Linked DNA regions of Homo sapiens: region 2 is linked to region 1. A link is a loop called in an ENCODE intact Hi-C map of the cell type or tissue named here. Cell type or tissue: B cell. All regions are shown on one strand. Links, peaks and the distances in the headings refer to the core of each region. The heading gives the core; the rest is flanking DNA.

Region 1 (16,226 bases), core at 6,949-9,448:
TAAAAATATTATATGAAATTACCTTCGGGCTATATATATATGAAACATAAATAAGGTATATATGAAACATAAATTTAGCATTTAGACTTGAGTCCCATTCCCAAGATATCTCATTTATGTATATGTAGATATTCCAAAACCTCAAAAAATTCTGAATGCCCTAACACTCTGATCCCAAGCACTTAGGATAAGGTATACTTAACTAGAACTTAAGATTTCTCCTATGCAGACTCTAGCCCACTCCTGGGCCACATGCTGTTGAAGAAAATAATAAAACTGTGCTGTGAAGCCTGATGGTATTTTATCTCCACTAGACTGTCCCTCCTGCTAAGCAATGGCAAGCAGTAAGAACCCCCCCACCCCACCACCCACTGGTTGCCTATCATATTTCTCACAGCGTCCACCCCCCTGAAAACTCATTCCTCCAAAACCACAGCCGCCCTCTCCTGCCACGGGCTGGGTCCCGTCCCCACCTCTGCATTCACTGTCCCCAACCCAGTCAGGCCTCCCAGAGCCCACCTGCAGTCTTTGCTGTGAGTACTTCACACCAATTCCATGTATAATTACTTGTACCCTTGACTTAGGGGCAACAAAACATAATGACACAAGTCAAGAGTCAAGAGCACTTAGAGAGATCTCAGTGGCTATAACTCAAGAGTCAGATGTCACTGCCAAAAGGACCAAGGGGAAATTTAAACAACTCTGATAGCAGGGCAGACAACACAGTCATAAAGCATATGTATAATATGATTCAGATTTTTATTTTTTTAATGTATATATTTTCATTAAGTATTGGTGTATATAGGAAAAAATGTTACAAACTTTCCTCAGTGTTTAGGATTTCTACACTTTTTATGAGAAAAAAACAAGCTGGGTGCAGTGGCTCACGCCTGTAATCCCAACACTTTGAGAGGCTGAGGCAGGTAGATCACCTGAGGTCAGGAGTTCAAGACTAGCCTGACCAACATGGCGAAACCCTGTCTCTACTAAAAATACAAAAAAGTTAGCTGGCATGGTGGTGCATCCTTTAATCCTAGCTACTTGGGAGGCTGAGGCAGGAGAATCACTTGAAACCGGGAGGCAGAGGTTGCAGTGAGCCGAGGTCGCGCCATTGCACTCCAGCCTGGGAAACGAGAGAAACTCCGGCTCAAAAAAAAAAAGAAAAAAACCCCCACAAATACTATTACTACTTTCCCTTCACCACATCTCAGGTCTGCTTAAATCTAACTCTCACCTACTTCACACCTGCCCCAGGGCAGCTAGTGCCATTTTACATTTCTGATCTCTGGCCTCAAGTGGACTCTTGGTGCCTCCTGGCAACTTAACTCCATTTTCTAAGCGAGCTCCCTTCCCCTCTCTGAAGGGTCTATTAATATCTTTCTTTTCCATCCTCTAATATCTCCTCCCCTTTCTGTAGCCTCAGTTGATGAATGACCTTCTATGATACCGTATAAAACACATTTGGTCATCTTCCCATTTCCTGGCTTAGCCTCAAATGTAAGTGTCTTTTTGTATGCAAATGAGGTGACTGGTGGCTGGCAGCCCCTAGGCAGCTTCAGGATGGGGTTGGTCACCAGAAAGACCAAGGCAGGATTAGAGGGTTGGGACTTTCAACCCCACCCTCCACCCTCCAAGAAGGGGAGAGGGGCTGAGGTCAAGTTGATTATCCATGGCCAAGGGTTTAACCAGTCATGCCTATGCAATGAAGCTTCCATAAAAACCCAAAAAGACAGGGTTCAGATGGGCTTCCAGATATCTGAACACGGGGAGGTTCCTGGAGAAGGCATGGAAGCTCCGTGCCCCTTCCCCTGTACCTCACCCTACCTACACCTCTACATCTGTATCCTTAAAAATATCCTTTATAGTGACACCCAAAATGAGTGACTGAGGTAGACATTCAATCACAGAAGTTTATTAAGCCAACTTTAGGGCTTTTCGAGGGAAAAAACATAAGCCACAGAGCCATCTGTTTTTCCAAAGAGGTTTTCAAGTTTAGTATTTAGACATTTCCTTAAAGTAGGGGAAGGTAGGTTGGCGGTTAAGGCGAAAAGGTTACATGCCTGTGAGACTTTGGTTAGTGCCCAGTAAATCTACATTTTACATCAGATAAAGTGAATGTCGGAAGAGACAATTATGCAGTCATCTCTGGGTAGGTGGAAGAAATGAGTCTGGACTTGTTCTGCACCTGGGAAGATAAGCTTGTAATCCACACTATCAGTGTGGAGAATTAGAAGGTAGACCTCAATTACTGACCTAAAGTTACAACTGGTCTGTCCTTGTTTCTGGGAAGCCAGGAAAGGATTTACTTAAGAATGATCTGTGGGGGCAGCCTTTCAGATGCCCACGGCCTTTTACCTTTCCGTGGGGACCTGGCTGATGCATAATGGTGGTAACAGCTGTTCATTAGGAAAAGGGGGATGCAAGATTCAGCCTCTGGGCCTAAGCCACCCTTTTGCATAAGCAGTTTAGCAGGAGGTCCTGAGATTTTTTATTTTCCCTTACAAAACACAGTAAATGTGTTTCCCTGAGTTCTGTGTGCTGCTCTAGCAAATTAATTGAACCTGAGGAAGGCAACATGGGAACCCCAGTTTATAGCCAGAATTACTGGTTAAAACAACCTGGGACGTGCAACTGGCATCTGAAGTGGGGGTGGAGGGGCAGTCTTGAGGACTGAGTCCCCAAACTATGGGACTGATGCTGTCTCCAGGTCAACAGTGTCAGAGCTGAATTAAATTAGCAGACCTTCAGTGGCATCTGCTGCAGAAGCAACTGCTTACTTGCTGTTGGGGAGAGATACCCAGACATTTGCTGACAGAAGTGTGTTGTGAGAGTAGAGTAGAGTAGGAGAAACTGCATATTTTTTCACTTGCCCTCCTTATTTCATTAACAGAAATTCAGGCAATCGGAAGAAAACATCTCCATGTGTCCCACGTGTTACAGGGGTGAGCTGTCTGGGTGCCTCTCTGAGGCCTGTCCTCCTCCGTGGACTGAATCCCACCTCTGGAAGGAACCTGCTCCTATAATTATTCCCTGGAGCTACTGTGTCTTTCTGGATCATCTCATTTAGCATAAGACATGCTAAATTCTCCTCCATATTGTGATTACATTCCCTTGCCCCTAACCCCACCAACTCTCCTTTATAGAGGGGATACTCTACCAGAAGCTGTCTCCTCTTGCCATCTCCACTTCCTCCCCAACCTGATCTTTGAGCCTCCACTAATTGGCTTTTGTCCCTACCATACTGCCAGATCCAAAGGTCCTCTTGTTACCTGCATGTCCACTACAGCAGACACTGCTGACCAGCCTTTCTGGGAAACACACCGTCCACCAGCTGCGCGGAGATCACACAGCCCTGCTGCCTGTCCCTTGCTGACCCTTCCTTCTTAGTTTTCTGGCTCACTCTACTTGTGCTTCTGAACTAAAGATGGAGGGGTAGCCAGGCCGTCTAGGAGCCTCCCCTCCATCCGCCCTCTTGGCTTTGAGTGTCATCCATCTGTTGCTGCCAAATGTTGGTCTCCACCCTGCTCTATCCCCAAATGCCAGACTCCTGCACCCAGCTACCTGGTGAACATCTGCATCTGGATGTCTAACATGCACTTCAAATCTCACGTCTAAAACTAAGCTCTTCATTCTCCCCATGAAAAACAAAAGGAAACCAATCAAATAAACAAACTACCTCCTGTGCCTCCCGCAGTCTGCCCTTCTGAGTAAGTGGGTATTAGACAACCATTAAGTGGGCTGACCCAGCCCCCAATCTGAGACTCATCCCTCAAGCTCTTGTCTCTCACTCCCCATTCTTTCCAGCAGCAAACCCCACAGACTTGCCTTCAAAATATGCCTCAGATCCACCCCTTCTCTCCCATGCACTTCACTCCAGACCAACAGCACCTCTCCAGTCTACCAGTCTCTCTGTTCTACCCTCCTGGCACTCGCTTTGGGGAACTTTAAAAACTAAAGGTATTTGTGTCAGTCCTCTCTGCAAACCCCAGTGCAGCTTCCCACCCAAACAGAACCAAATCCAAAGCTGCACCAAAGCCTAAAAGACCTTGACCCTGGGCAGTTTTTCCAAACTCTGATTCTCACCTTGGGGTCTTCGCATTGGAATGCTCTTCCCCAGCTCTCTGCAGGACTCTTTGTTCTGTTACTTTGTTCAAGCCGCCATTCAAATGTCCCCTCCCTTGCTCTCCCTGCCTCTCTCATATTCCTTCTCTGATTCCATCCAATTCTCTGCCAAGCCAAACCTGCCCCACCTCATATAAAATAGCTGCCGCACCACTCTCCATTCCTTTCTTCTGTTTTCTCTTTTTCCATGGCCCTTACCATTACTTCACACACATTTTAATTTATTTATCGTTTATTTTCTCTGACTGCACTTAACTCCTTGAAGACAAGGACTTTGTCCCTTTGTAAGCCAAGACTTAGATGGGTGCCTAGCATGCATATATATACTCAGCAAACATGTGAAAGAGAGAGTGGATGAAAGGCCTACGGTCGGCCTCCATCAGTAGGTGTTGATGGTCTCCATCACCACAGTAGACACACAGATACAAGATGCCTACAAACTATTCCATCCTACACTGAGGCCCTACCTTGCATGTGGATTCAAATTTAAGGTGCTTCATTTAAAACAATCCCACTTCTTGATATATTCATTGTTATTCTACATAATAAGGGGTCTTTTATTCATATGGGAGCCATAAAATAATTCCATTAAAAAATTTAAATTTTATATTATTCAGCTACTTTGGTAAAAGGGTGAAAGTACAGGGAGTATACATAAATATTCATGAAATACAGATCAGTAATAAAGAGTGAATCTTCCAATTCTTTTTAGCAAATGATTAGTGCAGCCACAGATAATGAAAGATAAAGTTTAGGAAAGCTCATTAAATGACTGAGAAGGCAATTGTCTAAGACTAGTTACCTGGCCAAAAAAAAAAAAACATTTTAATAAAATTCCAGCATTTAAAAATTTGCATTTATCTTTATCAACTCCAAAATTTAATTTTAAAATATGCTGCTGAACATTGAAACAAAACAAAATGCATATAGCCCTTTCGGCACAGCTGTGAGAACACAAGATTTTCTTGTGACTTGAAAATGCTAAGGTTTATAAATAGTGGTTATCTATTGCTGGTACAAAAAAAAAAAGGACTGTTCTAGTTAAACAGAAAGTCTGGCTTAACAGTGAATTCTCATGTAGGAATTATTGATTTTCATAGATCAAAATAGGATTAAATATACTTGTAAAGAAACTGTTGGAAACAGCACATATAATCGTACAGGACTGGTGTTGAATATATAAGAACTCCTACAATTCAACAACAAAAAGACCAATAACTCAATTAGGCAGCAGGCAAAATACACAGTCATTGCAAGGACAGGTAGCACAAATGGTGAATAAACATAAAAATAACTCAAGTTCATTCATAATCTGAGACCACAATACGATCCCATTTTATAGTAGATGGGTAAAAATGAAAAAGGTTGATAATGTGTTAGGAAGGTTGAAAATCAATGGGAATACACATCATGTGCTGGACAAAGTAAAACAGAATCACTACTTTGGAACCAATGTGGGCTTATCTTGTAATGCAGAATACTGACATACGTACAAGGCAGCAGCTCCACTTCTACTTATATGCAGTACAGAAACTCTTGCACTGTGCCTCAGGGACATGCACAGTGCTCAGGGCAGTACTGCTTATGACAGTTAAAGAAGAGAAAATAACCCTGATGGAGGGAAGATACATAGGTGGTATAGTCACATGATTCACTATCATACCAAGAAAGTGAAAACCAAGAAATCACCACTCCCCACACAATCACACAGATGACTTGGAGAAACAATATGCAATTGGGGAGGCGTTGGGGAAGTCAAAGGACTGCATACTACATAGATCCATTTTCATAAAGCCCTAAAACAAGCAAAATTAAACAATGTAGTTTAGACTTACATATGTGGTAAAACTAACGTTAAAAATCAAGGAGCTTGACGTCATTAAGATGGCCTACTAGAGACACACCCAGCAATCACCTCATCCACAAAGAACTAAAACAATAGATAACCACACAGCAAGTAAAATGTCCAAGGGAGAACACTGGAATTCAGCAAAGAAGCAACAAGACCCTCCGAGGGACAGAAGCTCAGGATGGCAGCACAGAGGAAAGAAAAGCAGCCAGCCAGGACTGACTCAGAGCCAAGGGGGACTCCCTGTTATAGGAAAAAGTAAGCTAAAGGTCCACAGCAGACCACATTCACACCACAGATGCCTACAATCTTAGCCAGAGCCATCATAGGCCTTGAGCCCCATAAAGGGAGGTACCTGGCATCCATGCAGTTGTTTTACTCTAGAAAGACCATTCATGCTGGGTAGCCCCTACTCCCTGAGTCCCAGGCTGCTGCAGCAAGGCACCATTTGGAGACTGGATTCACACTAGAGTGCATCCTCCTAGGGGCCCCAGCATCTCCACATCCCTGGGGTCCTGTCAACATCTCACCGTATCCACCCAAAGAGCTGCAGTGTTTTGATACCAGCTGGACCCAGCAGTGCAGCTCTAATCCCAACACCTGAACCCAAGCAGCATCCTACACCCTGTAGAACAGGTGGTCCAGCACAGAAGGAAGGCTTCCCCTAGAACAAAGGGAGCCAATGCACAGTCTCCCCAGAGCCTGAAAGCTGACTGCATGGGGCCTGCTACTACCTCCACCAACAACTTTGCTCCCTCCAGCAGTAAGCTGCCACATACGCAGCCTGGAGGCCTGAAAACCAGCCCACCCACTGTCCTTGTTTTCAGTAAAGCCACACCACGCCTCCAAAACCAACTTCAGCTTAAGCCACTGAGGCACTTGCAGACACCACTGACAGTGATTACAGTCCAAGAAATCATACGAAGACTACACTTTTACGCTCACCCAGAATCAAACCCAAAGCATCCTACCCAAATGATACTATAGCATACATCTACAAAAAACTCTGTTCCCTATGAAAGATACTCCATGAAACTGAAAAAAAGAAACTATTTCGCTAACAGTGCAGATATCAACGTACAGATACAAGAAACACGAAAAAGCAAGGAAACAATAAAACCTCCAAAGAAACACAGTAATTCTCTAATAACAGAACAAAGAAAAGGAAATCCATAAAATGCCTAAAAAAGAATCTAAAATAATGATCTTAAGGAAACTCAGTGAGATACATGGGAACATGGAAAATTCAACGAAATCAGAAAAACAATTCATGAGAATTCATGGAGAAATTCAACAGAGATATTTATCACAAAAAGTCTTGGAACTGAATAATTAAATGAATTAAATAAAAAAATTGAGAGCCTCAAAAAGAGACTAGATCAAGCAGAAGAAAGAATTTCTGAACATAGAGACAGGTCTTTTGAAATATCCTAGTCAAACCAGAATTCAGAAAAAAAGAATAAAAAAGAATGAAGAAAGCCTACCTGACATGTGGGATCCTATTAAGCAAACATATATTCATATTTTGGGATTTCTAAATGGAGGAGAGATGGAGAAAAGCATAGAAACCCTCTTTAATAAAGTAATAGCAGGAAACTTCCCTTTGTGGGAGAAAGAATCCAGATCCAGGAAACTCTAAGATCCTTAAATATATTCAACCTAAGAAAGTCCTCTCCAAGGCACATTGCAGTTCAACTGTCAAAAGTAAGACAAAGTGAGAAGTCTGAAAACAGCAGGAGAAAAACATCAAGTAAAATAAAACAGAATCCTCATCAAAATAACAGCAGATTTCTCAGCAGAAACCTTACAGGCCAGGAGAGTTCACTATGATATATTCAAAATGCTGACCAAAAAAAAAATATATATATATATACACGTATATATATATATATATGTGTATATATATGTATATATATATAAAACCAGCCAAGAATACTATACCCAGCAAAGCTATCCTTCAAAAAGGAAGAAGAAATAAAAGTCTTTCCCAGACAAGCAAAAATTGGAGGAATTCATCACCAGTAGACTGGCCCTATGAGGAATGCTTAAGGAAACCCTACATTTGGAAGCAAAAGAATGATATCTGCCATCATGGAAACACACAAAAGTATAAAACTCACTGGTAGTGCGAAAACATAAATGAGGAAGTGAAAGGAATCAAATATTACCACTGAAGAAAACCAGCAAACCACAAAGAAAAACAATGAGAGGAAGAAAGAAACAAAGGATATACAAAGCAACCAGAAAATACTTAACATAGTTACAAGAGTTTGCCTTCATCTCTCAATAACAACCTTGAATGTAGGGCTAGGCATAGTGGATCATGCTTGTAATCCCAGTACTTTTGGAGGCTGGGATGGGAGGATTGCTTGAGCCCAGGAGTTCAAGACCAGCCTGGGCAATACAATGAGACCCCATCTCTACAAAAATAAAAATAAAATTTAGCCAGACATGGTAGCACACATCTACCTGTAGGCCCAGCTACCCGGGAGGCTGAAGCAGGGGGGCAGTCACTTAAACCCAACAGTTCAAGGCTACAGGGAGCTATGATCATGCCACTGCACTCTAGCTTCAGTAAGAGAACGAGACCTTGTCTCTAAAAAAATAAAAAAATTAAAATTGAAAAAAAAACCCTTTAATGTAAATGAATTAAATTTCCCAATTAAAAGATATAGACTGGACAGATGGATTAAAAAACACCACCTAACTATATGCTGCTTACAAAAAACATTACCTATAAAGACACACAGAGACTGGAAGGGAAAGGATGAAAAAAAAATCTTCCACAGAAATGAAAACCAAAAGTAAGCAAGAGTAGCTATACTTATACCAGACAAAATATAATTTAGATAAAATAGACTTTAAGTCAAAAAACATAAAGTGGCAAAGAAAGTCATTACGTAATGATAAAGGAGTGAATTCAAAAAGACATAACAATTGTAAATATATATGTACCCAAGAACAGGGCACCCACATATATAAGCAAATATTATTAGAGCTAAAGAGAGAGATAGACCCCAATAGAACAACAGTTGGGGGCTTCAACACCCCACTACAAACACTGGACAGATCATCCAGGCAGAAAATCAACAAAGAAGCATCAGACTTAAACTGCACTATGTATCAAACTCACCTAACAGACATTTACAGAAAATTTCATCTAACAGCTACAGAATATACACCCTTTCATCAGCACATGGGACATTCTCTAGGATTTACAGTATGTTTGGTCATAAACGAAGTCATAAGAAATTTTTATAAATCAAAGTCAGGTATTATCTCAGAACACAATAGAATAAAACTAAAAATCAATAACAACTTTGGAAATTGTATAAATATATGCAAATTAAACAAGTTGCTCTTGAATGAACAATGAGTCAATGAAGAAATTAAGAAGGAAATAAAAAATCTGAAACAACATAAAAATGGAAACACAGTATACCAAAAACTGTGGGATACATCAAAAGCAGTGCTAAGAGGGATGTTTATAGCAATAAATGCCCACATCAAAAAAGTAGAAAGATCAAGATGCTAGAAAAGTGAGAACAAACCAAACCCAAAATTAGTAGAAAGAAATAATAAAGACCAGAGAACTGAACAAAAGAGGCCAAAAAAATGCAAAAAATCAATTAAATAAAAAGTTGTTTATTTAAAAATATGAAAATTGCCAATTATCTAGACTATGAAAAACAGAAAAGCCAAATAAATAATATCAGAATATCAAATAAATAATATCAGAAGACATTTTACAAGTTACCACAGAAATATAAAAGATCATTAGAGACTAATATGAACAATGATACACCAATAACTTAGAAAACCCAAGGAAAACAAGTAAATTCTTAGACACACATAACTTGCTGACAATGAAGCAGAAAGAAATAGAAAACCTGGCTGGGTGCAGTGGCTCACACCTGTAATCCCAGCACTTTGGGAAGTGGGTGGATCACCTGAGGCCCGGAGTTCGAGATCAGCCTGGCCAACAAGGTGAAAGCTCATCTCTAGTAAAAGTACAAAAGAATTAGCCAGGCATGGTGCTGCATGCCTGGAATCCCAGCTACTCGGGAGATTGAGGCAGGAAAATCGTTTGAATCCGGGAGATGGAAGTTGCAGTGAGCAGAGATCACGCCACTACACTCCAGCCTGGGCAACAACAGTGAGACTTTGTCTCAAAAAAAAGAAAAGAAGAAAAAGAAAAGAAAAAAGAGGGGAGGGGAGGGGAGACCTGAACAAACTAATAATGAGCAACAAGACTGAATCCATTTAAAAAAAAAAAAAAAAAGTCTCCCAACAAAGAAAAGACCAGGACTGGATGGCCTTAGTGCTGAATTTTTCCAAACTTATAAAGACAAACTAACACCAATTCTTTTCAAACTATTCCAAAAAACAAAACAAAACGAAACAAAAACGAAACGAAACAAAATAAAAAAAAAAAAGAGAAGAGAATTCTTCCTAACTCACTCTAAGAGGCCAGTATTATCCTGACACCTGAAACAGACAAGGACACAACAACAACAAAAACTACAGGCCAATGTGCCTGATGAACATAGATGCAAAAATCCTCAAAAAAAAAAAAAATACTGGCAAAGTAAATCCAACAGCATATCAAAAAGACAATACACCATGATCAAGTGGGACACATTCCAGAAATGCAAGGATGTGGTCAACAAATGCAAATCAATAAATGTGATACATCACATCAACAAAATGAAGAACAAAAACCATATGATCATCTCGATAAATGTAGAAAACCATTTTGATAAAATTCAGTATTCCTTCATAACAACTCTGAACAAATTAGGTAATACGAGCCTTAACGACAGATGCACAGCTAACATCATACTGAATAGGCAAAAGCTGAAAACTTTTCCTCTAACAACTGGAAAAATATAAGAATGCCTATTCCTTCACGACTCTTATTCAATGTATTGTTTATAATCCTAGCCAAAGCAATTATGCAAGAAAAAGAAAAAGCAGTCATACTGGAAAAGAAAACGGAAAATTCCAGCAAAATACTGTAGAATTGGTAAACAGATCCGGTGAAATTGCAGGATACTAAAATCAACATACAAAAATCAGTAGTGTTTCTTCTATATACCAATAACAAACTAGCTGAAAATGAAATAAAGAAACCAATCTCGTTTATAATAGCTAAAAATAAAAGAAAAAAAGCCAAATACCTAAGAACAAATTTAACCAAGAAAGTGAAAGATGTCTACATTAAAAACTACAAAATACCGATAAAAGAAATTGAAGAGGACATAAACAAATGAAAAGATATCCCATGTTAATGACCATTACATCCAAAGCAATCTACATTTTCAATGTGATCCCTATCAATATATCAGTGACTTTTTCACAGAAATAGAAAAAGAAATCCTAAAATTTGTATGCAACCACAAAAGACCTCAAATAGCCAAAGAAATACTGAGCAAAAAGAACAAAGTTTGAGGCATCACACCACATGACTTCAAAATATACTACAAGCTATAGTAATCAAAACAGCATCGTATTGGCATAAAAACAGACACATCGACAAAGGGAACAGAATAGAGAACCCAGAAATAAATCCATGTATTCACAGCCAAATAATTTTCAACAAAGGTGTCAAGAACATAGATTAGGGAAAAGGAGAGCCTCTTCAATAAATGGTGGTAGGAAAACCGGATATCCATATGCAGAAGAATAAAACTAGGTCCCTATCTTTCACTACATACAAAAATTTACTCAAAATTGATTAAAGACTTAAATGTAAGCCCCCAAACTATAAACCTACTAGAAGAAAATATAGGGGAAATACATTAGGACATTGGTCTGGGCAAAGATTTTACAGCATAGAATGATATTATCAAAAAGACAAAAAAAAAAAAAAGATATCATGCTTATTTGGTAGCTTTGTAGCGTATTTTCCAGTCAAGCACCATGTGCCTCCAGCTTTGTTCTTTTTGCTCAATATTGCTTTGGCTATTCAGGGTTCTTTTGCGGTTTCCTACAAATCTTAGGACTGTCTTTTCCATTTCTGTGAAAAATATCATTGTATTTTGATAGGGATTGCACTGAATGTATAGATCACTTTAGGTACTATAGTCATTTTAACAATATTATAATTCTTCTAATCCATGAATATGAGATATCTTTTCATTTTATAGTTAAGACTTCAACAGCAGAGGCAACAAAAGCAAACATAGACAAATGGGACTATATCAAACTAAAAAGCTTTTGCACAGCAAAGGAAATAATCAAATGAAGAGACACTCTGGAATAGGGGAAAGTATTTGCAAACTATTCATCCAATAAGGGACTATTTATTATCCAAAATATTCAAGGAATTCAAAAACTCAACAGCAAAACAAAAAGAAAAACCCAAATAATCTGGTTTTAAAAATGACCAAATAATCTGGTTTTAAAAATGATCAAAGGATCTGAATAAACATTTCTCAAAAGAAGATATACAAATGGCCAATAAGTATAGCAAAAAAAATGCTCAATATCACTAATCATCAGAGAAATGCAAATCAAAGCCACAATAAGGTATCATCTCAATGAGAATGGTATTATCAGACCAAACACACACACACACACACACACACACACACACACACACACACACACCAAATTCCTGGCAAGGATGCAAACAAAGAGGAACACTAATTTACCATTGGTGCAAATGATCTAGCAATCCCACTGCTGGGCATTTACCCACAGAAAAGGAAATGAGTATATTGATGTGACAGCTGCACTCCCATGTTAACTGCAGCACTATTCACAATAGCCAAGATATGTAATCAACCTAAGTGTCCATTAACAGATTAATGGATAAAGAAAATGTGGTACATATACACAGTGGAATACTATTCAGCCAGAAAAAAAATAAAATTCTGTCACTTGTCACTCATGGCAACATGGATAAGCCTGGATAATGTTATTATATTACATGAAATAAGTCAGGCAAAGAAAGATAAATACCAGAGTTCTCACTCACGTGGGAGCTACAAAAGCTGATGCATAAAAGTAGAGAATAGAATAGAGGTTACTAGAGGTGGGGAAGGGTGGGGAGAGGGAGGAATAGGAAAAGGTTGGTTAACTGGATTCAAAATTACAGCTAGATAGGAGGAATAAGTTCTAGTGTTTGATAGCACTGTAGGGTGACTTTAAAATAACTAGAAGAGAGGATTTTGAATGTTCCCAACACAGAAAATAAATGTTTGAGGGAATGAATATGCTAATTACCCTGATTTGATCATTACACACTATATACAGGTATCAAAATACCACTCTTTACCTATTAATAGGAACAATTAGAATGAATAAGTAAACAGATCCAGTGAAGAAAACAAAATGTATCAACTCAAAAAAACAAAAAGAGAATGAATGACTAGTAAATAAGTGAAAGAGACAAATCTTGTTGGAAGAATAACTCTAAATAACTTACGTAGACACTCCATCTTCAAGGAGATGAAGCAGTGAACTCCCCTCCCTTAACTATGGGGTGCACCCAGAGACTTCCTTCCAAAGAGTACATAGGGAAAGGGGGAGAGGGAGTCAGTATGGAGTGAAGAATTCTGACAGAATGGACTCTTGATGTGATGAGATGAGTAGGATATGTTGCCTCTGTGGTCTTCCTCCCAAAACCCTCACGAGAAAATCATCAGACAACTCTCAATTGGGGGACTTTGTAAAAAATACCCGACTCCTCAAAACTGTCAAGGTCAACAAAACAAGGAAAGTCTGAGAAACTGTCACAGCCAAGAAGAGCTCAAAGAGACATGACAACTAACTAGTGTGGCATCTTGGATGGAATCCTGGGACAGAAAATGAACATTAGGTTAAAAAAGTTTTAAATCCAAATAAAGTACAGACCTTACTTAATAATGGACCAATTTTAGTTCATCATAAGGGTAACTAGATGCTAAATATATGAGAACTTTTTAGGCTATCTTCATAAGCCTTCTGTAAATCTAAAAGTGTTCTAAAATAACTTCTGGGGGAAAAGGCAATGGCAAAAGAGGAGGTAGAGAACAGTATTGAGAATATTCTAGTTTTTAAGTTGGGAGGTAGGTTCACAGGCATTTGTCTTATTATTATGCCCCAAAAGTACATAAATGACACCTACGTATTTTGTACCTATCAAATATCACAAATGGAAATTTTAAAAAGAAAGCATACAGGCCAAGCAGAAAGGGACAGTAAGAGTACTTCACTAGCTAGCACTTGCTGAACCTCCCCAAAATGCCAGTCAGCATGGCTATGCCCCTAGGCCTGGCACTCTACTCCATCCAACTATATCACTCAGAGCTGGGGGTCTGAAATAAAGAATCAGCTCATTTGGGCTCTAATAAAAATAATGCCTATTTTGGGAAAGGTGGAAGCCTCAGAGAGATGGAGTGTGTGAGCTCATACTAAGAGCTATGGTTTCTATTAAAAGAAGACATTTCAGACAGTGGCCACTGGGTACAGTTGAAAAGATGAGTGAGTGATGGTCCTTCCCTGTAGAGAGCATGCCTAATTTACTAAGAGGTCAACACAGCAGCATCCTATTTCACTCCTACAGCAGCCCCAAGGGGGAAGTGGTGACCTGCTCAAGATGTCATAGGTGATCAAAGACAAGCTGAGACCTCTTCCTGGGTCTCTTGACCCCAGGGTTAGTGCTTGTGTGTCTAGATTCATGAAAATAGGTATTTCATTTGCAGTAGCTGCCATGATTTGCAGAGCCTTCTACTGTTTTCAGCCTTGTTTCTTAGACTTCAGAGTCGAGACAAAGTCATTACCTATCACATGCTTAAATTCTGCACTCCACACTGATCTGCGGTGGGTGAGTGTGCTGTCATGGGGCTTTAATTGTAGTATTCTTGTGGTCAGTGCCATTTTTTAAATTTGACCAACATTAATTACAGGCAAATTATTGTGAATTATAATTGTATATCAAAACAACAACAACAAAAATATGGTTAGGCCATATTGTTCCAAAGCAGGGAACAGGGAAATTCGTTGATAGCAAAAACATTTTCAGCAATCTTGAACGGTGCCCAATTCTCCCTGGCCCCTCTCCTATTTCCATCTTCCTTTTATGACTTATTCATCTACTGCTATGTAAGCTTGCACACTTCTTAGATCCCAAACTACAAACTACTATAAAAAGAGGAAATGAGTTGATCTTTCAACATTTTTTTCTTTTTAAAAAAGTTTAAACTTTTAATTTTGAGATAAGTATAGGTTCACAGGAAATTCCAAAGGGTGTGCAGAGTGGTCCCTTGTGCTCTTCACCTTGTTCCTCCTAATGGCTACATTCTACATAACTGCAGTAAAATATCGAAACCAGGAAACTGACATTAGTATAATGAGTATATATGGTTCTGTCATTTCATCATGTGTGTAAACTCCTATAACCACCATGCCAATCAAGACTATTTCATCATCACAGAAATCTCTCTGACATTATCCCTTGTACAGTCACACCCACCTCCCTTTCTGACAACCATCACCAACCCCTTGTAAACACTAACCTGCTCTCTATCTCTGTAATTTTGTCATTTTGAGAATGTTATATAAATGGAATCATACAATATGTGTGACCATTTGAGACTCATTTTAAAGCAAAAAGAAGAAATTCTATTAAAAGATAGAAGACACTCTGTATGATTTCAATGCTTTGAAATTTGTTACTGTTTGTTTTTTGGCCCAGGACATGCCCTAACATGGCAAATGCTCTGTGGGTGCCTAAAAAGAATGTGTATCCTGCTACTTTTGGGTGGAGTGTTATAAATGTCAATTAGATAATATTAATTGATGGTGGTGAGTGTTCCTATAGCCCTGCTGACTTTCTGTGTACTTTCTGTGTGGTTGTTCTATCAACTGTTGAGAAGAGTATGGAGATCTTCAAGTATAATCATGGGTATGTCTGTTTCTCCTTGTAGTTCTAGCAGTTTTTACTTCTTATTTCACAGCTCTGTTGTTTGGTGCATGCATACTTAAGAATGCTATGTCAGCCAGGCGCGGTGGCTCACGCCTGTAAACCCAGCACTTTGGGAGGCCAAGGCGGGTAGATCACGAGGTCAGGAGATCGAGACCATCCTGGCTAACATGGTGAAACCCCGTCTCTACTAAAAATACCAAAAATTAGCCGGGCGTGGTGGTAGGCACCTGTAGTCCCAGCTACTCAGGAGGCTGAGGCAGGAGAATGGTGTGAACGTGGGAGGCAGAGCTTGCAGTGAGCCGAGATCGTGCCACTGCACTCCAGCCTGGGCAACAGAGCAAG
Region 2 (16,226 bases), core at 3,234-5,733, 58 kb after region 1:
AGGTGCTTTGACAACACAAAGGCACCTCTAGGAAATGGGAAGCTAATAGTTTATAAGAAGAGAAGTAAAACAATTAGATCTGTATCTTTGAAAGCCAACCCCGGAATAGGTGGGTGGGAGGGAGAAAAATCTGAAAGCAAGAAGACAGGAAGACCACGACCAGGTGAGAGACAAAATCTAGATTCGGGCAATGAGAAAAGAGAGGGTCACTTAGTCAAGGCTGGGTGACTGTGGTAGTCCATTTGGCTGGCTGTAACAAAATACCACAGAATGGTGGCTTATAAACAAAGGAAGTTATTTCCCACAGTTGTGGAAGCTGGAAGTCCAAGATCAAAGTACCAGGAAATTCAGTGTCTGGTAAGGGCCTCCTTCCTGGTTCCTACACGGCGGCTTCTTGCTGTGTCCTCACATGCTGAAGGGGTGAGGGGGCCCTCTGGGGTGTCTTCCGTAAGGAAATTAATCCCATTTGCAAGCGCTCCCCTCTTACGACCTAATCACCTCCCAAAGGCCCCACCTCCAAATACCATCACCTTGGGGGGTAGGATCTCAACATATGAGGGACACATTCAGACCACATCAGTGACCAGGGGCTCTGACTGGTGACTGATGTTTCAGCATAATTACAGACAGCACCCCTCCCACTCTCAATAGTGCCCAGGTATAGATGACAAAAATGTGGTTATCACTTTATTCAACATCTATATGGATGTGACACAGGACATGAGCGAGAAGCAGGATTTGAGGATGAACATTAGAATTTTAACCCAGATACCAAACGAAAATGAGAGAGCCAGAAAGGGAGAGAGTATGTGTGTGTGTCCTTTAGATGAATGTGTGTGTGTGTGTGTGTGTGTGTGTGTGTGTGTGTGTATATATCTCTCTCCCATATTATGGAAATAAATGTGACAGACATCTAAATATTTATGACTATCAGGTCCCAACTTAATCTAGATGCTGAGAAGCAATGGTTTTATTAATAGAAATTTCACTTTAAAAACCTTCCAAATATTCTACAATAAATATTTATTATTCTTGATTAATCTTGCAACCAGAAATTTTAAAACAAAGGAAATATGCTTCATTTCTAGTACGTCCAAAATATGCTCAGTTAAAATAATGCCATTGAATAAGGTAAAGGCAAAACTGGAAAAACGGAAATTAGAGTAGTTTATGAAAAGAGTAGAATTGAATTAAATAACCCAAGGAAGCACACACAGGAGGTCTTGAGAATTCGCTGAGCTGTGAAGTATGTGGATATGTACACGCTATCCTGAATGAGAGGGTGAAGGCGGTCTCGTAGGCTATGGCATTCAGGCTGTTTTCCCCATATCAGTTTCTCCTTCCTATAACTAAGGGAATTAATCCATCATACAGAACGTGAGGACTCTACAAAGCTACATTTCTGCTAGGGAATTACTATGTATATGTATGTGAGTGTGCGTTTTAAATCATGGTCTGACCAAGAGGCTCAATTCAAAAGCTGATTAGTGGGAAAAAAAAAAATCAAAGCTCTTTCCTCCTCTCCTCCACCTGCATACGTCTCCCGTGGGCGGAGAGCAAGCTCTCCTTTCCATCTGCCCACAAGGCCAAGTGTAAAGCACAAAGAATGGGCAGTCCTTTTCAGGTCTGCAGCCAGGAGGCTGCACCCAGCTCCAGGAAGCCAAGTTCAGCTGGACGCAGCCACCCACCACTTGGTAGGTGGCAGAGATGCAGCCATATTCAGACAGACTGAAGCTCTATATATAACAGTCACATGGCAATCAACTTAAAGTATCCCCTTTAGTTAATTAAAAAAGATTAAAAGCCTCAAGTCTAGGTGTTTTCTGTTTTCTTCAGGAGTGATTTTAATAAACACATTTTATGACGGATTCTTTTTTTTTTTTTTTTTTGAGACGGAGTCTCGCCCTGTTGCCCAGGCTGGAGTGCAGTGGCACAATCTCGGCTCACTGCAACCTCTGTCTCCCAGTTTCTAGCGATTCTCATGCCTCAGCCTCCAGAGTAGCTAGGACTACAGGCATGTGCCACCATGCCCAGTTAATTTTTGTATTTTTAGTAGAGACAGGGTTTCACCATGTTGGCCAGGCTGGCCAAAAACTCATGACCTCAAGTGATCCACCTGCCTCAGCCTCCCAAAGTGCTGGGACTACAGGTGTGAGCCACTGTGCCCAGCCTTATGATGGATTATTAATGAAAATTATTCTCAATTATTTGTTTTAACATTTAAATATTGAATTTCCAAGTTTAAAAAAGATATTCTTAAAGCATATTCTTAAAGCTCTTGAAAAAAAAAATAACCATTATCTCAATTAGCCTGGTATAGTGGTGTGTGCCTATAGTCCTAGCTACTTGGGAAGCTGAGGCAGGAGGATCACTGGAACCCAGAAGTTTGAGGCTGCAGCGAGCTATGATCACACCACTGCACTCCAGCCTGGGCAAGAGAGTGAGATCCTGTCTCTACAAAAATAATAAGAAATGAAAGAAGAAAAAAATAACCATTATCTCAATTGATACACATAACCAGTGCAGTAACAAGGGCATGATTTCCCAGCCTAAGGAGGAATGTGCAGAAACTCCAGTTAATAGGGGCACCTTTGGTTCACGCAGCCACCAGCATCCTGCATTACTCTGTGAGAGTTAACTCTGCCGGCAAATCCCCATGGAGAGGCTGCCCAGAACCAAGGGCTTCTTCCCTCTGCCATCACCGCCCTTCCCTGGTCCCCATGCACACAGTGTTAAGGGCAGGTGTGTTCTTACACACCACCACTTCCCACGCCACAGAGGATGGTCAGCAGATGTGGTCAGAGTGGGCAGCTGACCAAACTGGGCCAAAGCAGCTCTTTCCTCAAGGCTAGAACACAGAACAGATCCTGAAGGCTCCAGCCTCTGCTGGAGACACATGCCTCCAGGATGTTGGCAAAGGTCACTACCACATGTGCTGGGATAGGGACGGCCAGTCTGTAATGTGCAGAGGGATAGAGCTGAGAGGCAGGGGGCTTTCTAGGTCCCCAGTCCCCCTCTAAGCCCGGGACCCAGTCCCAGAGGCCTGCCAACATCTCCTTCACAACACATCTTGTCCTTAGGACAAATTTCTCTCACTTCACAGAGCTCAATGGGGTTTCTTTTACTGCCACTTTGGCAGCTCCTCCAAGCACAGCTGAAGAAGGTGAGGAGAAAAGGCAGGTGCAAATAAGGGAGCTAGGAGAGACTCACAAAGTCCAGGTCTCAAACAAAAGAACTTTCCATGACAAGAAGACAGGCAAAGGCTGAACGGCTAGGCGAAACCAAGGTGCTGCTGCTGGAATCCTGTGAGCTGTCACCCCAGTACCGATCCTCTCTTCAATACGAGCACAGAACTGCAAAGGGAGCTCGGCATTTTCAAGATGCACGTGTTTGTTTCCTGCTTGACAGGAGCAAACAGTTCCTACCAGGGCTTCAAGTGGTCTGCTTCTCCACCCACAACATATGCACCAGAGAACCACAGTGTCCACAGTGGCTCTACACACAGGACCTTGATAGGAATTGTGCGCATTGGTGTCCACAGACTGTTACCCGGAGAACAGCTGCAACTGAAGTCATTTATAGTCATTTCCACTGGCCAAAGCAGGTCATGTTAAACTTTTCATTTGTTTTGTTTTTCCATTTTGGTGTGTGGGTATAATCCGCATGATTATCAATATCCCATTTCCATTGATCCATACAGAAAATGCACAGCACCTACCACTCTCCACCCACGCCGTGCCAGGTGGTGAGCACTGGGTCATTTCATTCCACCCACACTCTCAGGAGTCTGTGTGCAAGATGTGGCCTCCTGGTGTGAGGACTGCCCCAGCCCTCCTCTGTACCTGAAAGCTACCCTTGCCAGCTGGATTCTGGTTAAGTTCTGTCAAAGACACAACCAGGTGCAACATTAAAAGGCAGGAGGAAGGGCAAAGCGTTGCCCCCCCGCAACACCCCGGCTCGTGGCTATGGGGACAGCAGGTTCCTAAAGCAGCAGTGACGAGAGTAGAAGGTTCCAGCTGCCATCGGTGGAGTGCCCAGTGACAGCCGCAGGGCCGTGGGCTCAGAATTCCTGCTCGGCGGCAGCAGCAGTGAGGAGAGCACCTGCTCTCAGGCTCTGGGAACTCTCAAGGCCTCATTTTGCCCTTCAGACCTAGGGACAGCGGCAGCTTTCTTAGTCTCTGATCTCTGGGGAAGATGCCTTTGGCTGTCCAGCCCTTCACACTCTCGTGAAGCCACTCCCCATACTAGATTCTGCCTATATGAAACCCCTAGGAGGTTTCCATTTACTGAGAGAGGCTCCAAGGGGTCAGGAAGAACCCCAAGGCCAGAGGAGAGCAGAGATTATCTGAAAAGTGAGGTCAGCAGTACTGACTACCAGAAAGAAACCAGAGGGCTATGGTACCCTCGAATAGTCACGTGTGGTCCGACTGCTAAAGATCCCTGCAGCCAGGAGCTGGGAGCCCGGAGCCTGGACTAAGTCCAGCCCTGCTGGGATGGCTGAGCTAAAACGAGGGAGGCTGGCTGGAGGAGGAAGGTGGCTTGCTAGCTGGCATCATCTGCTCACCAGCTAACCCTAAAAGAAAATCCACAAGTTCCTTTTTCTGATCATGCTCAAAATGTCATAGAGGTCCCCTGCCAGGCCAGGGGACAACCCAAGGCTGGCAGCATGCAGGAGCCCTCCACGGGTGGGTAGGCTAGCAGATGGCATGGCACAGGAAGCAGCCCCCAACCACAGCTGGGTGACTGTACACCCTGGAGGGCGGCCACCCTGTCCCAGTCAAATGGGCCCACCTGGTATATGCATGGTGACAGGGGTTCTGAACTCCCTCCCCCAAACGTGCTTTGGCTGCTTCCAGAAGATGTTGAAATGTTAAGATATTTGGAGGACTTATAGAAATAAAGGGCAAAAGGTAAGAAACTGAGTGTTACAGAAAACCCAGGATGTACGGTTTCTGTCGCTGGGACGGAAGTTGGGGTGTCCCCACCCAGGACACTGTAGCAACGTACAGGAAGTGGGAGCGAATGGCAGGGCAGAGCACTGAGATTCCTAGGGGAGGTCCCCAGCCAGGCATGGCCTGCTCCGCACCCACACCCCCAGAGGTGGCCTGCAGTAAGGGACATGCTCCAGGCCACACCAAATTGGGCCAAACCAAAATACAAGGGGGACATTTTTTCAAATTATTTCCCAGGTGGAAGTCATTAACTCCCTAAGCAACTGACGGTCAACAATTATCCCTCGCACTGTTTTTTTTGTTGGTGGTGGTGCTTTGTTTTGGTTTTGGTAACCACAAAATCAAAAAGGAACTTTTTGATGACCAGCTATTCCAAGTTTCTCATTTACAGATGAGAAAATAATGAGCCTGATTAGTGCACAAAAACACAAATACACATTAAAAGAATCCAAGTGAATCAAGGTAGCTCCCAAGCTCACCACACCGGGAGGTGTGGTGCTCCCAGTGATGCCAGCCAGGCTCCCAGGGTAGGAAGGAAAAACAAACAAACAAAAAGGAAGCTAATTTTCAAACAGTTGTAATTAGCTGATTATTCTTCACTTGAAAGGTTGCATGAAACAAACAGCTCCTTTGTCTACAGCAGAAGCTGTAGACAATTTAAGTTAAGGCATAAATTCATAAATAATGTTTAAAACCCAAAAGGAGATAAGAAAGAACACATCAATGTGCTACAATGACAACTGAAAAAAATAAGCAAGTCAGAGGAAAAATGATTAAGTTCAAACAAGATCAATCTGAAGTTAAATTTTAAAAACTAAATTTCGGTTAAAAATAATTATCTATCTACCTGGAATCTGAATAATCTAATAGGGAGCCCAGAGATCAGGGAAGGGAATGAGGTGAGTTAACTACTGATGTCCAGTGACAGGCACACCAGGATTCAGGATTCTTAAATTTTGAAATTTCCCATCATGAAAAATTAAAAATCCACAAAGAAACAGGCAAATTCTCATTGATTAGGCACCCACATGCCACACACAGTGCAAATTACTTACAACATGACTAACACGTAAAAACCACCCCTCAACAAATACCACTTATTACTATTTTTTAAAAACTAAAGTTTAGCTAACATCAGATGACAAGGTATTCAGACACCATGGTGTGACTCAATTTCTACATGAATCCATCTGGTAATTATTATTATTATTATATTATTATTATCATTGTAGAGACAGGGCCTTGCTATACAGCCCAGGCTGGCCTCAGGCTCCTGGCCTCAACTGATCCTCCTGCACTGGGATTACAGGCATAAGCCACCGGTGCCTGGACTGGTAATGATTTTAGAAAGCGTTTTTTCAGCTGTACATCTACACGGCTCATTAAGCCACATTTCTTTCAACACATAACTCAAAAAGAAAAGTGGCTTTATAGATGATACCCAGTACTCAGTGTCCAATGAATGCTTCACAAAAGTTACAAAATAAACGTGAGTTAAAAATTGAGTGTACTTGTGGAACACAGATTTCGTCATCCAGGCCCCAGACAACTTGACACCTCCTCTCCCTACCGCACCACAGAGTGGACAGGCCCCAACAGCCAGGTCTAGAGTTCGTTGTGTGTGTGCCTTCCCCAGCCACATGACCAGACCTGCAGTGGACACCTGCCCAAATTGAGACGATCAAATCTGACTCTGGGACCCAAATACATTGTTCCAGGGGCTCAACACACCAGGGCCCAAGGGGTCCATTCACAGGGAGGGCCACCAGATTCTGACCAATACATCAATTTTATTTTTGCCAACACAGAAAATACTGAGCATCTGTCAGACCAGTCAGACCATCATCACACAGCCAAGTTAAGGCTTGCTGTAAGGGCTCAGCTACTGTGAGGAGGACTCAGGTACCTAAAACATCTGTTACTAAGATAGCTGGAGGCTGGGCACAGTGGCTCACACCTGTAATCCCAGCACTTTAGAGGACTGAGGCGGGGGGATAACTTGAGGTCAGGAGTTCGAGACCAGCCTGGCCAACATGGTGAAAACCTGTCTCTACTAAAAATACAAAAATTAGCTGGGTGTGGTGGCACGTGCCTGTAGTCTCAGCTACTCTGGAAGCTGAGGCATGAGAATTGCTTGAACCTGGGAGACAGAGGTTGCAGTGAGCCAAGATTGTGCCACTGCACTCCAGCCTGGGCAACAGGGCGAGACTCCGTCTCAAAAAAAAAAAAAAAGATAGCTGGAAAAATCCACATCTTCCACCTGAGGACTTCCAGATGCACACTTCATTTTGGTACCTCTGACATCTTTCTTATAAACAGAGGGTTTTGTCTTGTTTAAGGCAAATAAAAACAGTTAAAGAAAAGACTGCTGGACTACCCAAAACACTGCATAAGAACAAAAGACAACAGTCCACACCACTACCGATTCTCCAGGCAGCCTGCCAGACACAAGCTCAGGGGAGCAAGCACTTGGGTGCTCCTTTTCCACCGCAGGATCACCAGGGCCTGAAATAGCACCTGGCTCAGAGTAGGTGCTCAAATAGTTGTTGAGTGGGTGACTGCTGCTTCAAGTCTTCCAAAGAAAAAATATCCATAAACCAGGATGCTCTAGCATATAAGAAATGAACCATAGTGTCAAAGGGATACTATGGTATTGGGTGCTGACAGAGGACTGGGGAAGGGGAAGGAAAGACATGAAGTATGAAGCACAGATGCCAGACACCATGGGGTCTTTCTATGACACTGAAGTTACCTGCCCAGCAGGTTCCAGGTGCAGTGGTGATGGCCCTGAGCTGAGCATGTGGGAAACAAGGAGGCATTCCAGGGATGAAAAACCAGCATGAGCAAAGGTGCATGGACTGATGGAGGCCGGCACGTGTACCAGACGGCGAGAAGACAGGTCTGCCTCAAGCGGGTGGCTGGAAAGGAGAGGGACAAGGGGGACTAAGCCAGTGTTAGAGGATTCGAGAAACAACTGCAATTGCTGATGTTGGTTTCTTAAAGAAAAATATCCTTGGCACTCACTGGCAAAAAGGTGAGTGACGGCCAGATGGTAGGTGGCTCATGCCTGTAATTCCAACACTTTGGGAGGCTGAGGCAGGTGGATGGATTGAGGCCAGGAGTTACAGACCAGCCTGGATAACACAGTGAGGGCCTGTCTCTACAGAAAAATTAAAAAAAAAAAATTTGCTGAGTGGGGTGCTACACACCTGTAGTCCCAGCTACTAAGGAGGCAGAGGCAGGAGGATTGCTTGAATCCAGGAGTTCAAGGCATCAGTGAGCCATGATCACACCACTGCACTCCAGCCTGGGCAACAAAGGGAGACCATCTCAAAAAAAAAAAAAAAATGTGGACACGTGGGATGATGTGGGAGGTCGCCAGGAACACACTGTGAAGGAAGGACCAGGAGACCTAGATGCAGGGCAAGGACAGGGAGGACTCTGGTTCCCAGATGAAAGGAAGCTGCACTCACTGTGAAAATGGGAGGGGAGAAGAAGTCAATTCCAGAAAGAAGAGTTTCGGGGAAAAACTCTAGTAGGAGGTCACTAATGCCTCTGAGCCTCCCTGAAGTCAGAAGCACAGTGTTTTTGTCATTGACTTATTCCCATGTCCTCTGCAATAATGACTGCATGCTGAGCCAACAGTGACAGGCAAGTACTGGCTCAATGTTTAACCCAGCATCAGTAACATGCGGCTGACCCCAGTGCTGCGGAGGGAGGAGGACCAGAGATCCGGCCACTTCTGGAGAAGCACATCTGTGAGGCTAGATCAGCTATCTAAAAGGCAGGACATCAGGTGGGCTAAAGTGAAACCCAGGACTATGCCCACATTCCCCGGGAACAAAGAAAGGAACATTTTCCTTTTTCTAGGTTCTTATCCTGACCAAACACAGGCAAATGGGAAGGATGCTTAGTGCTGTTTATTCCATGGGGCAGAAGGCTCTCCTTTGGGAATAAACAAATAATGAGCTGAGCCTTGAGAAAGTTAAAAATCAACAGTCTAAATAAATCTATGGTTCTCAAACTCAGGGCCAAAGAGATCAAGAGTTCCCAGGAGGCTCCGAGAGGCTGTTGGGAAGACACCGGTGGAAACTGCTAACACAGCATTCTCAGCCTCTGCAAACGCTACCCCCTCCGCCATCCTTCAGACACTGCCCTCGGCTGAGCCAGGATCGGCAGTTCCACAGGCAGGACGCAGCTTACAAGCTGAGTTCTCAAAGACTCAGAGCTGAAGAGTTCCTGGACACTTTGACGACAATATCCAATTTTGAAGGGTGTCTGGGAGGGAGTGGAAAATGAGGCCCTGGAACAGCCCTGGGAGGGAGGAAGTCAGTCTGAGGAAGCTTCTGGGAACAGCTGCGGAGAAAAATATAGATCTGAGTGATGGGCAGGCCTCACAAAGGAATGGCAGCTTTCACACCAGAGGGTTTTTACTTCAGACAGAAGAAAACAATGGTTAGAAAAAGCTGCCAGTAGCGGTCAACCCAGGTACATGCTTTTTCTAGAAAGCTTTATGAACTCAAAGCAAATCTCAGTAGCCTCTATTTGAGAAACATCAGCTTTAAAAAAGCTGCCTTCTATTGATAAGAAAAGAACATTACTTTCTACCTAAGTGACATGATTAGAAACAATGGGAAACTTCTTGAAATATTTGTCTAAATTAGGTCTTTCTGTTTTTGAGAGGGAGTTCCACTCTTGTCGCCCAGGCTGGAGTACAGTGGCCCAATCTCGGCTTACTGCAACATTCACCTCTCGGGTCAAGTGATTCTCCTGACTCAGCCTCCCAAGTAGCTGGGATTACAGGCGCCCTCACCACACCCAGCTAATTTTTATATTTTTAATAGAAACGGGGATTCACTATGTTGGTCAGGCTGGTCTTGAACTCCTGACCTCAGGTGATCCACCTGCCTCAGCCTCCCAAAGTGCTGGGATTACACACGTGAGCCACCCCGCCAGCCCTCATGTTTTTTTACTAGAAAGTCAGAATGGAAAATATAAAAGGGGATAGAAATAGTGATATTGGGCGGGGCGCGGTGGCTCACGCCTGTAATCCCAGCACTTTGGGAGGCCAAGGCAGGCGGATCACGAGGTCAGGAGATCGAGAGCATCCTGGCTAACAGAGTGAAACCCCGTCTCTACTAAAAATACAAAAAAGTAGCTGGGCATGGTGGCGGGCGCCTGTAGTCCCAGCTACTCGGGAGGCTGAGGCAGGAGAATGGCGTGAACCCGGGAGGCAGAGCTTGCAGTGAGCTGAGATCGCACCACTGCACTCCAGCCTGGGCGACAGAGCGAGACTCCGTCTCAAAACAAAAACAAAAGCAAAAACAAACAAACAAACAAAAAGAAATCATGATATTAACATCAGAATTGCCAAACACTGAAGATTGAAATGATAAGCAAACTGAAATGCCAAACTGTTTAACCCAAAATGACTTCCTGGATCTGAAATACTTTAAAGGGGTAGAAATACATTTTCAGAAGTATTATTTTTCTTGACCTGTTAAAGATCTTTAAGTTTAAAATAATGAAAAATAATTCAGATTACTAAATATCGATATCCATATCCTAGGCAATATAGCACTCTGTGATTCACACAAGAATCAAATCCGAATCACTGACCTGATCATTTTACAGATCAGTGGTCTGTTTCTAGAGCATATCTACACACTCTAAAAATGACAGATATTCTATAGCCTTCTACTTCTAAGAAAATGATTTTAAATATGATCAGTTATGTAAACACACATTCGCATACACACACACAACCTTACAGTAAGTTTCAGGCCTTCTTAGTTGTAAGAAAAGCACTGTACTTTTTAATCAGGACACATAAATCTACCTCTCAAAAGATCAAAGCCAGATGCAAACATCATCCTTTAAAAAGATCTCAGCATTAGATAGAGCCACTAAGTTTACCTCTAACTGGAGTCACACTGTAACAGAAATTTCAATCATGCTCTTAAAGTTCAAAGAATTCTGTAGAAAAGAATTCTGTCCAGAATATTAACATTTTTTTGAAGTCTGATTCTTAGAAATTCCTTTAGCAACCACACCCCATGTCCACAGCACCATCCTTTTTCTTGTTGCAATATACCTTTTTCTTTTTTTTTTTTTTTTTTACTTATTAGTGCTTTATGTTACATGAAATTAAGTGCAAAAATACTTAAATAATGCTGTGTGCCAGGCACCACTCTCAATGGTTTGACTCACTGTACTCTGCACAATCACCCATTTTCCAGTGAAGGAAATGGAGGCACCAAGGGTAAAGTAGCCAGCACAAGTCAGACCTCATGGCGGGGCCAAGGCATTCTGGCTCCAAAATCCCGAATCAAAAAGCAGAAGGTCAAAAAATTAAAAACAAAGAAACATCACACACGGAAGGAGGAGAGGCCAAAGATTACTCCGAGGGATTAAAATCTGAGTTTTTCTCCGGTTTACCTTCTACAACTCCTTTTACTGACCACGCCTGACACACTGACACATGCATTCCCTGCCACAGTGGCTCCTGTGGCCGCCTGGCTGTACTGCACAGTGCAACTCCTCAGGGCGGAAGCTGCGTGGACCCCTGGCCCTTCTTGGCCAATGACTCTAATTACCCCATGGTTCCCTCCAGAGGGCAGTGGGCAGTGCAGTAGGTCACCCACACGTCCCATTTCTTAGAAAACCTGCAGCCATGGATGCCTAACTTCTACTGTGGAGTTATTCTTCTGTACGTTATTATAAGTAGAGTCACAATTTTTGTGCTACATTTAAACATTTTGTATCTCTAAGCTTCCTTAGAAATGTTACTATATTTTTCCTACATTTGCTTCCTGAGAAGCAAGAACGGGGGAGTTACCAGCACAGTGAGAGTCATGATTCGTCAGACCCAGGGTAGAAAAGAATGTAAAATAGGCACGCATCAGCTGTTTTACTGAGAGGAGGGCTTTAAATAGGGCGCAGCCAGCTGGGGATGGGGAGGGGAGGGGTGGGGCGGGGCAGCAGGCTGACAGGGCTGCCCAGGTGGATAATAAAAAAGATCTCTGGTCTTGGTCCCTGGTTTCTGGCATAGAGCTCCTAAAGCCCTTGGTATTTACTGAGCAACAAGAGTGCCCTTAGTGATTCATAGAGAGCCCCAGTGCACCACACCTGAGCTTATGCTAATGAGGTGACCAGTGGGGTTGGGGGGTGCCCCTAGATAGCCTGGAGGGGAGCTGGTCATTGCCAGAAAGACAAAACGTGTGATTAGAGAGTGGGAACTTTCTGCACCCCCTACACCCCAACCTCTGGGAGGGGTGGGGGGCCAGGAGACTGGGCTGCAAAAACTCTTGAAAAATGGGATGTGGGGAGCCTCCACGTCATGAACTCATTGGGATGGTGCACTAGGAGGTGTCTCCCCCAGGGGGCATGGGGACTCCCACCCCTCGTCCCATGTGTCACTTCCTTTGGGCTGTTCCTAAGTTGCATCCTTTAAAACAGGGGTGTCCAATCTTTTGGCTTCCCTGGGCCACACACACTGTAAGAATCATCTTGGGCCATACATAAAATACACTAACATTAACTGCAGCTGATGAGAAAAAGAAAATTTCAAAAAAAACTCATCATGTTTTAAGAAAGTTTAAGTATTTGTGTTGGGCCGTATTCAAAGCCATCCTGGACCGCGGGTTGGACAACCTAGCTTTATAGGAACCACTAACAATAAGCAAAGTGCCTTTCTGAGTTCTGTGAGTTGTCCTGGCAAATTATGGAACCTGAAGTGAGGTCATGGGAACCCCAATTTACAGCCAGTTGATCAGAAGTACAGGTGGCTTAGGACATGCAACTGGTGACGGAAATGGGGATGGTCTTGTGGGACTTAGCCCTCAAAACTTGTGAGGCCGGCACGAACCCTGAAAAGCTAGTGTCAGAACTGAACCAAATTAGGGGACACCTAGGTGGTGTCAGAGAATCAGAGACCTGTTTGATAACACAGCCACCGGCCACACGCGGCCACTGAGCACTCAAGGGGTGGTGAGTCCAGCTATGTCTTGCTGTGAGGGCAAACACACACTGGACTCTACAGACAGGCAAAGAAAGCAAATGAATGGCATTAGCAATTATTTGAGTATATGTTGAAATATTTTGGTTATGTTGGACTACAGAAGACTTAAAATTTGTAGCCTTTTTCATGTGGTTACTGGGAGAGGTGAAGTTACACATCTAGCACACACTGGCAGCTTATGTTCTATTTCTGCTGGACAGTGCTGCTTGAGATGTCTTCATTTCTGAAAACACAAGTACTGATGTCCATTTTTTTGTCTCAAATTTTTCACATGTAGAAAGACAGCAACTACTTAAGGATGAGAGCCGGGGATGTGAGTAATAGAGAGGGAAGGAATTAGTATTTATTAAGTGCATATTAAGTGCTGGGAACCACCCAGTATGTCCCACAATTTCATGCTAGCAATCCCCTGAGACAATGGGTATCCTCCTCCTCCTTTCCCAGGTGCGGGCACGGAAACCTCAAACCTCGCGCCAATAAAGGGACAAAGCAGGGACTCCAATGCAGCTCTCCTGATTTCTGTTCCTTGCTGCACACTAGGGGCTGCGGTTCTTCTTCTGGAAAAGGCCTGATATTTCAGGCTTTGTGGGCCACATAGTCACAATTCCTCAATTCTGCTGTTGCAACATGGGGCAGCCACAGATGCTGTGGAAATGAATGAGCCCAGCTGGGTTCTAATAAAACTGTATTCACACCCAAACAGGTGAACTGGATTTGGTCCATGGGCCACTTTGCCAACCTCTACTGTAACCACAAAGAGTAACAGATATTCCTAAATCAATTACTGTATCATCAGTGCACCAGAATGTAACACTTATAAAGAACACCTTTCACAAAATACTAACTAGGTTATTGTGGAAACAAGGGAATAGGGAGGGTCCAATTTTGCAGGTGAACTTCCTGTTAGGCTTCTAAGCTCATATCAGACATCCAAGTAGGCCACGTCACGAGCAGTATTACATTAACAGCAAATTGCATTTGGTTCAATGACATGACATGTATGTGTGACATGAATAACATTACAAGCATATACCTGGGAATATGGAATGGTATCTATGAGATAAACACAGACGGGGGTCCAGGCTTCCAGGTCGGAGCCTCCCTGGCTCCAGAGAGATAAGCAGGCACCAGGAACCCAGCACTGGTGTGTGTGGGCCTGAACCTGGCTGACCATACGAGTAGCTGACCATAAGAGTAGGTGTGACACACCTGGGCAGGTGTCCTCAGGTGAGAAGAGTTCCTCCCAAGCGTGTCTCTTCACATCTTCTCTTCACTCCTGAGTTTCACCAACACTGCACAGGCAGCAGGAAGACGGAGCCAGAAGCCTCCAGCCAGTTACTAAACTAATTTGATGGCTTAAATATTAATTTGTAAGTCAAACTAACACTACTCACTACAGATGGAAATAGTTTGGAGGGAACGAAAATCCTGCATGCCCACAAGATGGAGGGATAGCCGAGTAAAGGAAAGGTCTGGGGACAGAGCCAGGGCTGGTTCGATGTTCACCTGCAGACCCCGCCCCCGCCAGGATTCTCCCTCACAGACTACCCTGAAAGGTGACAAGTCAACAGATACAAAGCAGTGGAGAAAAAGAAAACCTAGGCCAGGCACAGTGGCTCAAGTCTGTAATCCCTACATTTTGGGAGGCTGAGGTGGGAGGATCCCTTAAGGCCAGGGGTTTCAGACCAGCCTAGGCAACACAGTGAGACTCCATCTCTACAACAAAAATTAAAAACTTCACTGGGGCTGGTGTATGCCTGTAGTCTCAGCTACTCAGGTGACTGAGGTGGGAGGATTGCTTGAGCTCAGGAGGTCGAGGCCACAGTGAGCCATGATGGCGGCACTGCACTCCAGCCTGGGCAACAGAGCAAGGCCCCATTCCTAAATAGAAGAAGAAAAAGAAAACCTAAAAGAGGTGAGAGAAGGAGAAAGAAATACATCAGGTTCTCCCCACCTTCCAGGCCCTCCCAGAGCCATGCAGAACACAGACTTTCCCAGGTGGGAAGTCCCCACATTCCCGGGCTCTCCTGCTACCAGAATGTGCTTCCTAGGCCCCACTTCCCCACTCAGCCCCACCTGCGCCTCCCCTCATTCTTTTGTTTCCTTTAACACTCTTGAAGGGAACAGTATAAAGCGATTTCTACTATCCATGGTAGCAATGTCAGGGAGTCCTGCTTGGCAGGAAGCAAAGTCTGGGCCAGAGTACCAGGAACTGGTCATACCTGTGCAGTGTAAGCGTCACCTGCTGCCATGTAACAAGTCACTGCAAATTCAGCAGCTTACACCCACATATTTATTGTCTCTGTGGGTCTGGAGTTTGGGTGTGGCTTACCTAGACTCTTAATTTTTTATATAATGAAAGACAGCTAACACACATACCTCCACAGACTTACACACACACACACAGACACACACACACACACACACACACACACACCCCCTATTCTAAGCTGTATCTGTGGGAGGCTATCTGCCTGTTACGGGTGTGAAAATCTAAAATATTTGCAACTGTTTCTGAAAATGTCTTTAAGGAACATATTAGTAATTAAAAAAAAAACCCACTACCCACTACCTCTGTCTCTGTTTTAGCCAGCGACCAAAAATACGATAATCCAGCCCTGTCACTGACATCATGCCCCAAACAAGTCCCCACAGAACAGTCTAACAAAAACTAAAGTCACCCTTAAAGGGAAAAGTCATACCATGGCTGAGAATGTTCCATCTGCCATTAGGGAGTCCCTTCAAAGAAGGGACCACCAGCTCGAAAGGAAAAGCCAAGAACTGGCCGTGGGGCCGGCCTCAGGATGACCATGATGGAATGCTAAATCCGTGAGCACTACTGGCAGAGTCCCTGAAATTCAAGGGCCATTTTAAAGTCAGCCTGTTTTAAAAGGACATGGTAGTCACAGTATGTACAAATTCTCGTCAATTTGTTTTCAAAACAGCAGTGACACTGTTTTATCATCACTCTGAGACACGGTCCTCTAGAATAGATCAATCCAAAATGCCTTTATGGAGGGACCATTTACACTGACTTTCAAAAGCAGTATTATTTGGGTGAAATTGATACTTCCACACTACTGAAAACTGGCATAACCCTTTGTAAGGGCGTTATGGCAAGATGCATCAAGAGCCATAAAGATGTCCATACCATGTAACTCTGCAATGCCTCTCCAAGGAATTTACACTAAAAAAAAAAAAATGGTTCCACTGAAGAAGAGAAATATACCCAGAGACGTACACAGGCACCTTGT

The links. Hi-C counts contacts between places; a loop is a spot of excess contacts. Peaks named below come from ENCODE experiments on the same cell type or tissue, not always from the same donor. Only the 100,000 strongest peaks of a DNase experiment are listed, where the experiment ranks them.
Region 2: a loop joins it to region 1, with 8 times the contacts of the local background. A loop is called at or near these places in 3 of 110 quality-filtered maps.

Annotation. Positions count from the first base shown.
Region 1 is chr2:105,827,028-105,843,253 of GRCh38, reverse strand. All of the region lies in intron 2 of NCK2 (NCK adaptor protein 2), which reads right to left. Among named protein-coding and RNA genes, the nearest start is that of NCK2, 90 kb to the right of the region's middle. RefSeq lists an enhancer at 8,037-8,086. In B cell, for the core only: no CTCF peak of the experiment used is centred there; a DNase peak (open chromatin) is centred at 8,093; H3K4me3 peaks cover 942 bases; H3K27ac peaks cover 2,139 bases.
Region 2 is chr2:105,764,970-105,781,195 of GRCh38, reverse strand. The region is part of intron 1 of NCK2 (NCK adaptor protein 2); the gene reads right to left. Among named protein-coding and RNA genes, the nearest start is that of NCK2, 28 kb to the right of the region's middle. RefSeq lists enhancers at 2,791-3,291, 4,402-4,511, 4,572-4,671, 10,958-11,460, 11,461-11,963. In B cell, for the core only: no CTCF peak of the experiment used is centred there; DNase peaks (open chromatin) are centred at 3,905 and 4,715; H3K4me3 peaks cover 855 bases; H3K27ac peaks cover 2,500 bases.